Regions from separate parts of the Homo sapiens genome. Here regions 2 and 3 are each linked to region 1. A link is a contact called in ENCODE Hi-C or POLR2A ChIA-PET data. All regions are on one chromosome and are shown on one strand. Each heading gives the region's core, a stretch centred on a gene start or an enhancer-like site at or near the end of the contact. The rest is flanking DNA. Distances are from core to core; before and after follow the strand shown.

Region 1 (3,496 bases), core at 586-3,085:
AATGAAAAACCCCCTTTTCAGCATGGACTAAATCCCGCTAATTCTATTTAGGGAGCAGTGTCTACTCCGGGCCGGGAACTGCTCCGGTTTCCAACCGCAGCCTCCCGTGAGGGTCCCAGTGTGGAGGGCCGGGGTCATCCCCTCACTCTGGGATGGCTCCCAACCCGCTGACCTGGCCTCCCCGTCAGGCACCCTCACAGCTCTGTCAGACTCTTCATGTGATCAGCGCTCCTGGGAACATTAGTTTAGGGTGTTTTCTGCTGCTGGGATGGTGGCCCGGGAGGGACCCTCCTGGTGACCCTGCTGGGCCTGGCCCTCAGTTTCCCCAGCCGTAGGCTGGCAGCCTCGAACTGTACGAGCTCCAGGCCACAGTTTCCCCAGCTGTAGGTCAGTGGGCCAGGGACTGTAGGGGGCTCGGGCCTCAGTTTCCCCAGCTGTAGGCGGGTGGCTTGGGCCTCAGTTTCCCCACCTGTAGGCGGGCGGCCTTGGATTGTATGGAGCCCGGGCCTCAGTTTCTCCAGCTGTAGGCGGATGGCCGTGGACTGTGTGTGGCCTGGGCCTCAGTTTCCCCCGCTGTAGGCAGATGGCCGTGGACTGTGTGTGGCTTTGGCCTCAGTTTCCCCAGCTGTAGGCGGATGGCCGTGGACTGTGTGTGGCCCGGACCTCAGCTTCCCCAGCTTTAGGCGGTTGGCCGCGGACTGTGCAAAGTCCAGGCCTCAGTTTCCCCAGCTGTAAGCGGGCGGCCGCCCACTGTACAAGGTCCAGGCCTCAGTTTCCCCAGCTGTAGGTGAGAGGCCGCGGACTGTACAAGGTCCAGGCCTCAGTTTCCCCAGCTGTAGGCGGGCGGCCAAGGACTGCAAGGTCCAGGCCTCAGTTTCCCCACCTGTAGGCGGGCGGCCGCGGACTGTACAAGGTCCAGGCCTCAGTTTCCCCAGCTGTAGGTGAGAGGCCGCGGACTGTACAAGGTCCAGGCCTCAGTTTCCCCAGCTGTAGGCGGGCGGCCGCCTACTGTATAAGGTCCAGGCCTCAGTTTCCCCAGCTGTAGGCGGGCGGCCGCGGACTGTACAAGGTCCAGGCCTCAGTTTTCCCAGCTGTAGGCAGCCGGCCGCGGACTGTGCGGGGCCCGGACCTCAGTTTCCCTATCTCCGCAGTCGGGATTCGCTGTTCCGGGGCGAACAAAGAACGGTCGGGGGTGACCCCGGATCATGGCGCGCCCGCAGTATCTGTGGCCACTGTGGAAACAGCCCTGGCGTGTCCGGGACGCGACGCGGCCTTTCCCTCCCCGCGCGATCACCCAGATGTGAGCGCTCAGTTTGAATCGGACTTTTTGGCCATGTGCCCACAACCAACATGGAGCCCTGAGGGTTTCCTGCCCGACTCCAAGATGGCGATGCGACTCCCTTTGCCCTCACGGCCCAGGCGGGCGGGTCCTGCCCACTTGCAAGATGGCGGCAGCCTGGGCAAAGCACGCTTCCCGCCGCCTGACTCGCCACGTACCCACTCTCAAGATGGCGTCTCCCGCAAAGCCACGCGCCAGCTGACTGGCTCAGACGCCGTCACGTGATCCCATTTTCTCCCCCTCCCCCGACTACACAAGCCGTTTCCGCCTTCGGCCTTGAGGAATAACCGCCTCCCCCAATAGGCGCCTGCGATTTCTCTGGGTCCCGCCCCCGGGCGGCCTTCTGGCCAGTGGGAGGTGCTGGCGGGGGCCCGCGGGGCTCTCCCCGCCCCCTGGCTGCAGCGGGAGCCAATGGGCAGCGCGCGCGGGGGACGTGTGCGGGCGTCTCCGCCATTTTGTGAGTCTATAACTCGGAGCCGTTGGGTCGGTTCCTGCTATTCCGGCGCCTCCACTCCGTCCCCCGCGGGTCTGCTCTGTGTGCCATGGACGGGTGAGTCGCACGTCGCCCCGCGCCCCACCGCCCTCCCCGCGCCGCAGCCCTGCCCCCGCCGCCGCGCCGGCCTCCCCGGGGCCGATCTCGCCCCCTCTCGGGCGGGAGGGGGCGGCGGGCTCTCCCCTTCCTCTCCGCGTGGCGGGCGCGGGTGCGGGGCGGGTCAGGGGCTTCCCGGGGGTCTGGCCGCGTCCCCATCCCCCGTCCGGCCCGCTTCCGGCCCCCGCGCGCCCCGTCCCTAGCGCACGCGGCCTCCCGCGCCCCTCCCCCTCCGCGCGCGTCCCCGCACTTCGCCTTTGCCCCGCCTCGGCGGCGCGCGGCCCTTCCCGCTTCCCGTCCGGCCCTCGCGCGCCCGGATGGCCCTTCCCGCCTCCCGTCCGCTCCCCTCGTGCGCCTGCGTAGCCCGTCGCGCGTCCCCGTTGGCCCCAGCGCGCGTGCGCGGCCGCCATCGGGGGCGCGCGCCTTTCCCGCCGCCCGGACTCTGCCCCCGGCGCAGCCCCGGAAGCGCAGGCGGGGCTGGGGCGGCCGCCGGGAGGGAAAGCTGGCGCCGGGGCCTCGCCGCGGGCCCGAGTCTCTGCGCTCCCCGCCCTACCCCTGCCCCCCGTGCGCCCCGGGCCGCGGCCAAGGGGTTTCGGTGATCTCGGGAGAGAAGCGGCCGCCCCGAGGGTCTGTCCTCCGCCCCGGGGCCGGAGGGGCCTCTCCAGGGACCCCCGCGGGCGCCGTCATGGGGAGGGGCCTTCCCGGCTCTCGGGCCGGGGCAGCCTTTCCGGGCGGCTTTGCTGGGCGGGCTTCCCTTGGGAGAGGTGGGAGCCCCCTCCAGAAAGGCCGTGTCCCGCCGAGCGCTTCCTGCGCGAGGCCCTCCCTGGGAATAGGAAGCGGGAGAGGCTGGAGATGTTTCGCATTCTTTCCGTTTTCCTGAGAAGTTTTTCTTGGGTTCAGTCACTTTTAAAAGTCTGTTAAACGTGGTCCGTGCAGTCTGTGGTGTCAGAAGAGGCGCAGCCCTAGAGTGGGTCTGGACCCCTTAGCATGCGTGCGGGCAGGTGGGTCCTGCAGACGGCGAGACGAGGGCTCCCCGCTCTCGGACCCAGCACCGCGGGCTCGGGGGCCGCGCACTCGCCTCCCGGAGTGAGGCAGGAGGCCCGGAGGCTGCCCTTCCGACGGACGCTCCGAGTCACTTAGGGCCTCGCCGGGAGTTGCAGTGGCCGGGAGAAGCCGTGGGGAGCTCACTGTTGGGTCAGGACCTGGCCGGGGCTGAAGGGAGGGCCTCGGACAGTCCGGCTTTCTATCCACCTTCCCCCCGGGGTGTCCCGAGGAGGGAGAGTCGGGTCGGGCGGGGCTCGGGTTGATCAGTAACTGAGGCTGTGTTCTGGTCGGTCTGTTAATTTTTATTGACGGTTTCCACGGCCGCCTCCTGCTCTCCTCGGTGGATCGGGCTCCACTCTGCTGAGAGGCACCCTCTTGGGGGCCCACCCCTACCCGGGTGGAAGCTCTGGCCCAGGCCTGTGAGTTTGCCAGTTTCAGCCTCTCCGAGGCGTTTCCAACTTACTGGAAAGCACACAGCAGCCCTTGAACCCTCTCAGCGGCATCTAGCATTCCTCGGGGCTTCC
Region 2 (3,520 bases), core at 18-2,517, 610 kb after region 1:
CAAGCATTTCTCCGGCCTTAGCTTCCCGAGTAGCTGGGATTACAGGCGCCCACCACCACGCCCGGCTAATTTTCTTTTGTATTTTTAGTAGAGACGGGGTTTCACTATATATGTTGGCTAGGCTGGTCTCGATCTCCTGACCTAAATTGATCCTCGGCCTCCCAAAGTGTTGGGATTATAGGCGTGCGCCACCTCACCCGGCCTTGTTCCTTGTATTTATTTAATTCTGTGATGATGAATAAACCAAACGATCAGGCTGTCAATGTGCTGTGAGATTAAGGAGAAAAGCAGTAGGCAGCACGTACCCGGTTTTACAAAACCCTGCGGGTCACCTGTTTACTACCGTCAGCCTAGACCGGTTTTTCCACCTCCTTCTGCTGACATTGGAGGACGGGTATCATTCTTTTTGGGGGGTCGTCGTGTGCACTGCAGGGTGCTGAGCGGCATGTCTGGTCTGGACCCACTCGATGCCAGCAGCACCCCGCACTCAAGTTGTGACAACCAAAACCGTGTTTTCAGACATTGCCAAGTTATCCCCTAGGGGGCAAAGTCACCCAGAAGAAGAACCACTGATGTATGCAATTAACAGATGCAACTAAAACAGTATTTGGCTATTAATAGTAATAGCACTTGGGGGGGGGGTCAATAATATCTTTTCATAGTCATTGAATTTAGTTAATTGTTTTGATTTGATTCCAGTTCAGCCCCGAACTGGGTGACCTTGGCCAAGTGACTCAGCCTCTCGGACCCTCGGGATCCTCTTCTGTGAAATGCGGACAGGGGAAGGAGCCTCGCGCGGGACGCTCACGTGCCGTTCCCGCTCCGTCCGCCCGCCTGGGGTGCGGGCGGGTACACTCCCACTCCCCGCAGCGCCCCACGCGGCTCCACCGCTTCCGAGTGAAGAGTTAAAGAGGAAGCGGCAGCCGCGCCTGCGCCCACAGTGCCTAGCCCGGAGCGCCGGTCTCGCAAGCGCGCACGCGCACGCAAGCCCGCACGCGCGCGCACGCACGCACGTGGCTCGGCCCGCGCGCATCCTCCCCTTGCAGGGGCGGGGCCAGCGCAGGGACTCCATTTCCCAGCGTGCCCCGCGGCAACGCCAGGAGCCTCCGAGGAGAAAGGAAAACGCGCGACGGCCCCGACTGCGGCGGCGCGAAATCCGCCTCAGGGACGCACGCACAGACGGAGTACCCCTGGACCCGCCCCCGGAGACCCCGTGCGGGAGCGCGCCCGGGCGTGCGCAGGGGCGGCGGCGCGGCGGCGCGGGGACGCGCGGTGACCGTTGGCGCCGAGGGGAGGAGGCAGCCGCCGCCGCCGCCGCCGCCGCCGCCGCCGCCGCCGCCGCCGTTGCGCAGATCCGGGCCGCGGCTGTGGGGAGGGCGACGGAGCGGGTGACCTTCCGGAGGCGGGAGCGAGCGAGGAGGCCCGGGAGCGCCGAGCGTCGCCGCCGCCGCCGCCATGAACAACTCGGGCGCCGACGAGATCGGGTGAGGACGAGCGGCGCGGGCCTGCGTCTCCGCCCCGAGCCCGGCCCGCCGCTCCCCGCCGCCCGGCCTCAGACGCCGCCCCCCGGGGCCGCCCCGTCAAGGTCACGCCGGCCGGGGGCGGACTCGGGACCCGGACTCGCCGCGGCTTCGCGCCGGGGGCCCTGGACGGGTGCCCGGGGTCTGGGGGGGTCCTGGCGCCCCCGCCGCCGCTTCCCGGCTTCCCGTCCTGGGGGATCCTGAAGGAGAGCCTGAGGGGTCCGGGGGGCCCCGCCGCCGCCTCCAGACTTCCTGGTCGGGGGAACCCCGAACGGCAACCTGGGGGGGTGTCCTGGGGCGCCCGTGCCGCCGCTTCCCGACTGCGCGTCCTGAGGGACCCCGAATGGGAGCCAGAGGGGTTCAGGGGCCCCCGCCGCCGCTTCCTGGTTGTGGCGGCCCCGAACGGGAACTTGGGGGGGTCTGGAGCGTCCCCGTTGCCGCCTGTAGGGCTTCCTGGCCTGGGGGACCCCGAATGAGAACCTGAGGGAGTCTGCGGGGAGTCCAGGGCGCCGTCGCCGCCGCCTCCCGGCTTCCTGGCCAGGGGGACCCCAAACTGTGGCGTGGGGGGTGGTCCGGGGCGCCCCCAGCGCGCGCCCAAACTTGGCGGGCGGCGCACGTGGCGAGCCGAGGCGAGGGTTCCGGTTCTGCCACCGCCCAACCTATCCCACTCGGGGCTCCGGGCTCCCCGCTCCCATCCCACCCCCCCAAAGTGGTAAGGTCGGGAGGGGTTCGCAAACCCAGGGCCCAGGGGGCTCGGGTCAGCCGGGGCCTGCTGTGTTTACGTTGCCTCGGCGCCTCCCCGCCGGGGGTGGGCTTGAGCTGCGGAAGGGAGAGTCAGCGCTTCCGAGGCGGCGACGGGCCCGCGGATCTTTGCTGCGCCGAGGCGTCCCCTCCTATAGGAGCCTGACCTGCTCCGGACCCCGCGGGGCCGGGAAACCTCATTTCGCTGTGCCCCAGGGCTCGGCGCCATTCTTTGGTAGGAGCGGCTCCTGCCGCAGCGACGTCGTTTTAGAGTTGCATTCTTCCGGCAAAACAGTCTGGGTTGGGTTTCCTAGTGGTCTGGTGTAAATTTCTCGGTGCCCTTAGCTTTGAGCAGCGCCCTGTGTTCTCAGCGCTGGGCTTGGCTAGTGCGGGAGCGGTTGCTGCTAGAGGGTTGCCTTGGCAGGCGCCTCTCGCACCAGCTACAGGTCACACTTGTGGATGGGAAATGCCTTTTGTGGGCTCTCCCCCTCCCCAGACAAAACAAAAGAGCACCTTCCGTTGGAGAACCAGGATGAAAGCACTTAGCCCCTGCCTAGCCCGTGCTGTGAGTCCTCTCCAGGCACTTTGACTTGGCAGGGTCCGTGTGCCTGTGTGAGGGACATTGCAGGGATGGGCCTGAGCAGGGAGTCCACCGGCCATGGGGGATGGAGCCATCGACTTTGGGGTGAGGCAGGGAAAGGGCTCCCAGATGGGGTACCTGGATTAGGTCCATTCAAGCCGCGGGTGAACGTGGGCCCGCTCCACCCAAGCCGTGGCTGTGAGGAGGCTGGAGAGAGGTGAGGGCTCCTGTCCCCTCCCTGCATGGACACCCTTGGGAAGTGGGGCAGCTGGGGTCCCAGCCTGGGTCTGGAGGGGTCCCACCCACAGCACAAATAGGCTCGCAGGCCACCCGGACGCCACGGGCTGCGTGGAGGAGAACTGGAGTGCATGGACCCTGCTCTCCTCCCCGGCTGCCAGGAGTGTCCACTGCTTTCTAAGTCAGACTCCTTGGGCAAGAAGTGTTGCCACAGCCGCCCGTCGCATGGGAGACCGGCTTCCATTCTATGCGGAGTCCACGGTCTGCTCTGATCTTGCTGTGTGGAGTTGTTGTGTGCGTGAAATGCTTGTGACCCTGCGAAGCGCCCTCCTGGCAAGTCCCCTGCAGGTGCGGTGGGTGCCATGCAGGAGGGTGCTGAGCTTGGATGGAAGCAGGCCCTCTCTGCGGCAGATGGCGGCTCTCAGGACGCCATGGGTCTGCG
Region 3 (3,229 bases), core at 281-2,780, 690 kb after region 1:
ATCTGCCTGCCTTGGCCTCCCGAAGTGCCGGGATTACAGGCATGAACCACCACGCCAGGCCTGGCTTCTCTCTTGCAAACCACATCAGGAACTGGCCACTGCTCTCCCTCCCGGTGCTGTAAGCAGGCAGCTGTCCAGTCCTGTTCAAGGCACTTCCTGGCCTCCGAGGGCTTCCCAGGCTCCATCCCAACCCCTCAGCTTGACATCCCAGGCATTTTCTAGACAGGGCCCAGCCCGATGGGACCCAGGCCCCTTTCTGAGCGCCTGGACACTGCGTCCTGAGGGCCACTGGGTGACTGTAAGCCTCCTACTTTTTTTTTTTTTTTTTTTGAGACGGAGTCTCGCTCTGTCGCCCAGGCTGGAGTGCAATGGCGCGATCTCGGCTCACTGCAAGCTCCGCCTCCCGGGTTCACACCATTCTCCTGCCTAAGCCTCCTGAATAGCTGGGACTACAGGCGCCTGCCACCATGCCCGGCTAATTTTTTTGTATTTTCAGTAGAGACAGGGTTTCACCGTGTTCGCTAGGATCTCGTCTCGATTTCCTGACCTTGTGATCCGACCGCCTCCGCCTCCCAAAGTGCTGGGATTACAGGCGTGAGCCACCGCGCCGGGCCAAGCCTCCTACTCTTTGGAACCCATTACGGTGTCGTAAAATCCCCTTCCCTCCATCCCATGACCTAGACGGTGGGGAAGTCACGCCGTCTGTCCCTCCTTACCAGAGCCCCTGGGGCCCAGAGGAGGGAGGGGGAGGACAAGAGGTGCCCACTGTGTACCAGGCCCTGGCAGGCGCCATGATTTCCGTATCTGGGTCTTCCTGCCTCCTCTTGCTGTATAGACTTGGGGCCCGGGCGGGTCTGAGCCACAGAAAGCACACAGCTGTTCATAACAACCACGAGAACCACAGAAGATGGCTGGTGGCCCCAGGAGGCAGCTGAGACCCCGGGCAGGGGGTTGGCCTCCAGGCCAGGCTCACCTTGGGGTTTTTCTTCAGGTGCAGGCGGTGGCCCCAGTGCGGGGTCAGGGACTGCTGGACCACGCCCCGGTGCCGCAGGTGAAAGTACTGCCCGTCAGGGAAGATCTGGGGATGTGGGGAAGCGGCCGCACCGATGGGACCCGGCTCCCCTGCTGAAGCCCCCGAGGGCCGGTAACAGCCCCCTTCTTTGTCCTTCCCCAGCAGGTGCTCTCTGGGAGTCCCAGAAGCTGAGCTTGGCTGAGGCAGGGGTGGGCTGGGACTCTTGATATTTAGAAGACCTTGTGGGCTCCCTCCCCCTTGTCGGGGTCTAGGGTTGTTCAGTCCCCTCCAAGCCCCCACTTCCCGTCTATCCCGGTCCCACCCACCGGCCCCAGGTTGACGAAGCCGAATTTGCGTGCCAGGCGCTCGACCTCCCGGTTACCCTGGGACACCTGGACGGCCCAGCTGCTGACATAGATGGGGGCTCGGACCGGGGCCCACCCCACAGCCCGGGGGCGGACAAGGGCCAGGGCCAAGACCAGGCGCAGCCACAGCGCAATCGGGGCGGGCCGCATGGAGGCGGGGCGGGAGCGGGGCCTGCGCAAATCCCCTCCCTCCCGCCAAACCGCCGAGTGGGCCCAGGCGTCCGACCCGCCCCCGGCGCCATAGCAACGCAGAAGGCTTCGACTCCCAGGGGGCCTTGCGGCTACTCAGCCAGGAGGGGCGCGAAGATCTAACAGAAGCGGGAGAGGGACGCACGCCTGCCCGTCTTCCGCAGACCCACACCCTCGGGAGCCTCAGTTTTCCCATTTGTACAACGACAAGACTAACCCAGAGAAGCGGGTTCACTGTTGCGATAACGCGTCCTACCCTTTGTTTGACCTCTCCCACTTTCCAACACACCCCTCCTTCGAGAATCAGCCCGGCCTCCTGTCCGGCCTAATCAGAATCATTCTTTTGCGTAATCCCGCCTCCTCCGATAAGCCTCGCCCCGTTCCCGCCCCTACCATTCCGCCCTGCCTCCTTTGTGATCAGCCCCGCCCTCCACTGGTCTCGCCAATGAATCGCGTCCCGTTTCTCCAATCGGCTCGGATGTTTCTTTAGCCCCTCCCCCCGGTTCCGCCCCCCCACGCCTCTCCTCGCCCTGGCTCCACCCTTCAGCCAATAATCCCATCCTCTGACACCGCCCTTCCAATCAGCTACGTCTCGCTCCGGCCCGGCCAATCGGTGCCCTGGGCCGCCGCGCCCCGCCCTCTCCCGGCGGGGTCTGGGCAGCGGCGGCCGTGGCGGAGGGCTATGCGGCGGGGGAGACGGGGCAGGCCCCTCCTCCTTTGTCCGCCCTGCCCTCCCATTGGTCCTAGCGGGGGGCCGGGGGCGGACACCGGCGCGGGGCCGGAGCATCGCGGCTCAGGCTGCGGGAAAGCGGTGCGCGTGCAGCGGGGTGGGTGCCCTGGTCCGCGGGCGAGCTCGAGCAGCCAACCCCGGGCGCGTCGGGGCCATGGACGGCCTGAGGCAGCGCGTGGAGCACTTCCTGGAGCAAAGGAACCTGGTCACCGAAGTGCTGGGGGCGCTGGAGGCCAAGACCGGGGTGGAGAAGCGGTATCTGGCTGCAGGTGAGCCGTCGGCGCTAGCCCGTTTCGCCGACGGGCACACCGAGGCCATGGGCCTGGGGGTCGCAGACCGGACTCCTTCCCCGGCTACGGGGTCCGGTCCGGCCGGTGGAGCGCGCGAGGTGACTGGGACCTCGAGGTCCGCCCGCAGCCCTTCCCTTGCCCGCGCCCTGCGACCCTGCTCCCGGGCCACCCCTCTCTAGCTTCCGCCCCTGGCCGCCCCCCGACGCCTCCTTCCGGGCGCTGGGTGCCTGCCATGCCGAAGTCCGGTTCTTCCAGTTGCCCAGTGGCCCCAGAGGGGTCGGGATGCCAGTGTCCTGCGCGTTTCGCCGTCCCCCTTCCCCCGTGGACCCCGGCCTGGCTGCAACAGTAGAGATCTTCCCGTTTTTCTGAGGGGAGGCTCCTGGCGGGAAGGGGAACGGACCGTCCTGGGGGCCTGCCCAGGACCCTTCTCCTTTCCTCCTCCTCTCCTGCCCTAGCTCACCTTCCCCCAGCTCAATGGCTTAGTGCCACCGAGCGTAAATGTTTGTTAAGACGGAGTTGGGTTGTCTGACGGCTGTGATGTGGGGAGGCTGGACTGGGGCCCACAGAGCCGGAGATCCAGGCACCCCGATTGTGACTCCATTACAGTTCTTCCGTGACTTTCACCCTTGGTGACGCTGCGCGC

The links. A loop is a pair of places that touch in the nucleus more often than their neighbours do. ChIA-PET counts read pairs that join two places held with the same protein, here RNA polymerase II (POLR2A). Pooled maps may share reads with other maps.
Region 2: a loop to region 1 is called in a map of natural killer cell, with 16 times the contacts of the local background. The contact joins the promoter of DAZAP1 here to the promoter of PTBP1 in region 1. A Hi-C loop is called at or near these places in 4 of 168 maps with a recorded cell type or tissue (CD4-positive, alpha-beta memory T cell, naive thymus-derived CD4-positive, alpha-beta T cell and natural killer cell), 21 of 37 single-sample maps with no recorded cell type and 15 of 50 pooled maps.
Region 3: a map of CD8-positive, alpha-beta T cell shows a loop between it and region 1 (11-fold over the local background). The contact joins the promoter of PCSK4 here to the promoter of PTBP1 in region 1. A Hi-C loop is called at or near these places in 1 of 168 maps with a recorded cell type or tissue (CD8-positive, alpha-beta T cell) and 8 of 50 pooled maps. POLR2A ChIA-PET finds 5 or more read pairs at or near these places in 1 of 52 experiments (H1).

The regions. Positions count from the first base shown.
Region 1 is chr19:795,617-799,112 of GRCh38, forward strand. It overlaps PTBP1 (polypyrimidine tract binding protein 1), which reads left to right and starts at 1,836. Exons shown (of 15, transcript NM_002819.5): 1 at 1,836-1,889. The coding sequence starts at 1,882. RefSeq lists enhancers at 955-1,590, 1,243-1,582, 1,789-2,674, 2,675-3,496 and silencers at 1,495-1,849, 1,613-1,962, 1,973-2,152, 2,223-2,532.
Region 2 is chr19:1,406,319-1,409,838 of GRCh38, forward strand. It overlaps DAZAP1 (DAZ associated protein 1), which reads left to right and starts at 1,268. Exons shown (of 12, transcript NM_018959.4): 1 at 1,268-1,484. The coding sequence starts at 1,456. RefSeq lists silencers at 1,112-1,341, 1,482-1,691, 2,072-2,171.
Region 3 is chr19:1,488,820-1,492,048 of GRCh38, forward strand. PCSK4 (proprotein convertase subtilisin/kexin type 4) reads right to left here and starts at 1,531. Exons shown (of 15, transcript NM_017573.5): 1 at 1,339-1,531; 2 at 974-1,078. The coding sequence starts at 1,527. REEP6 (receptor accessory protein 6) reads left to right here and starts at 2,362. Exons shown (of 5, transcript NM_138393.4): 1 at 2,362-2,565. The coding sequence starts at 2,451. RefSeq lists silencers at 1,271-1,700, 1,921-2,460, 2,491-2,610.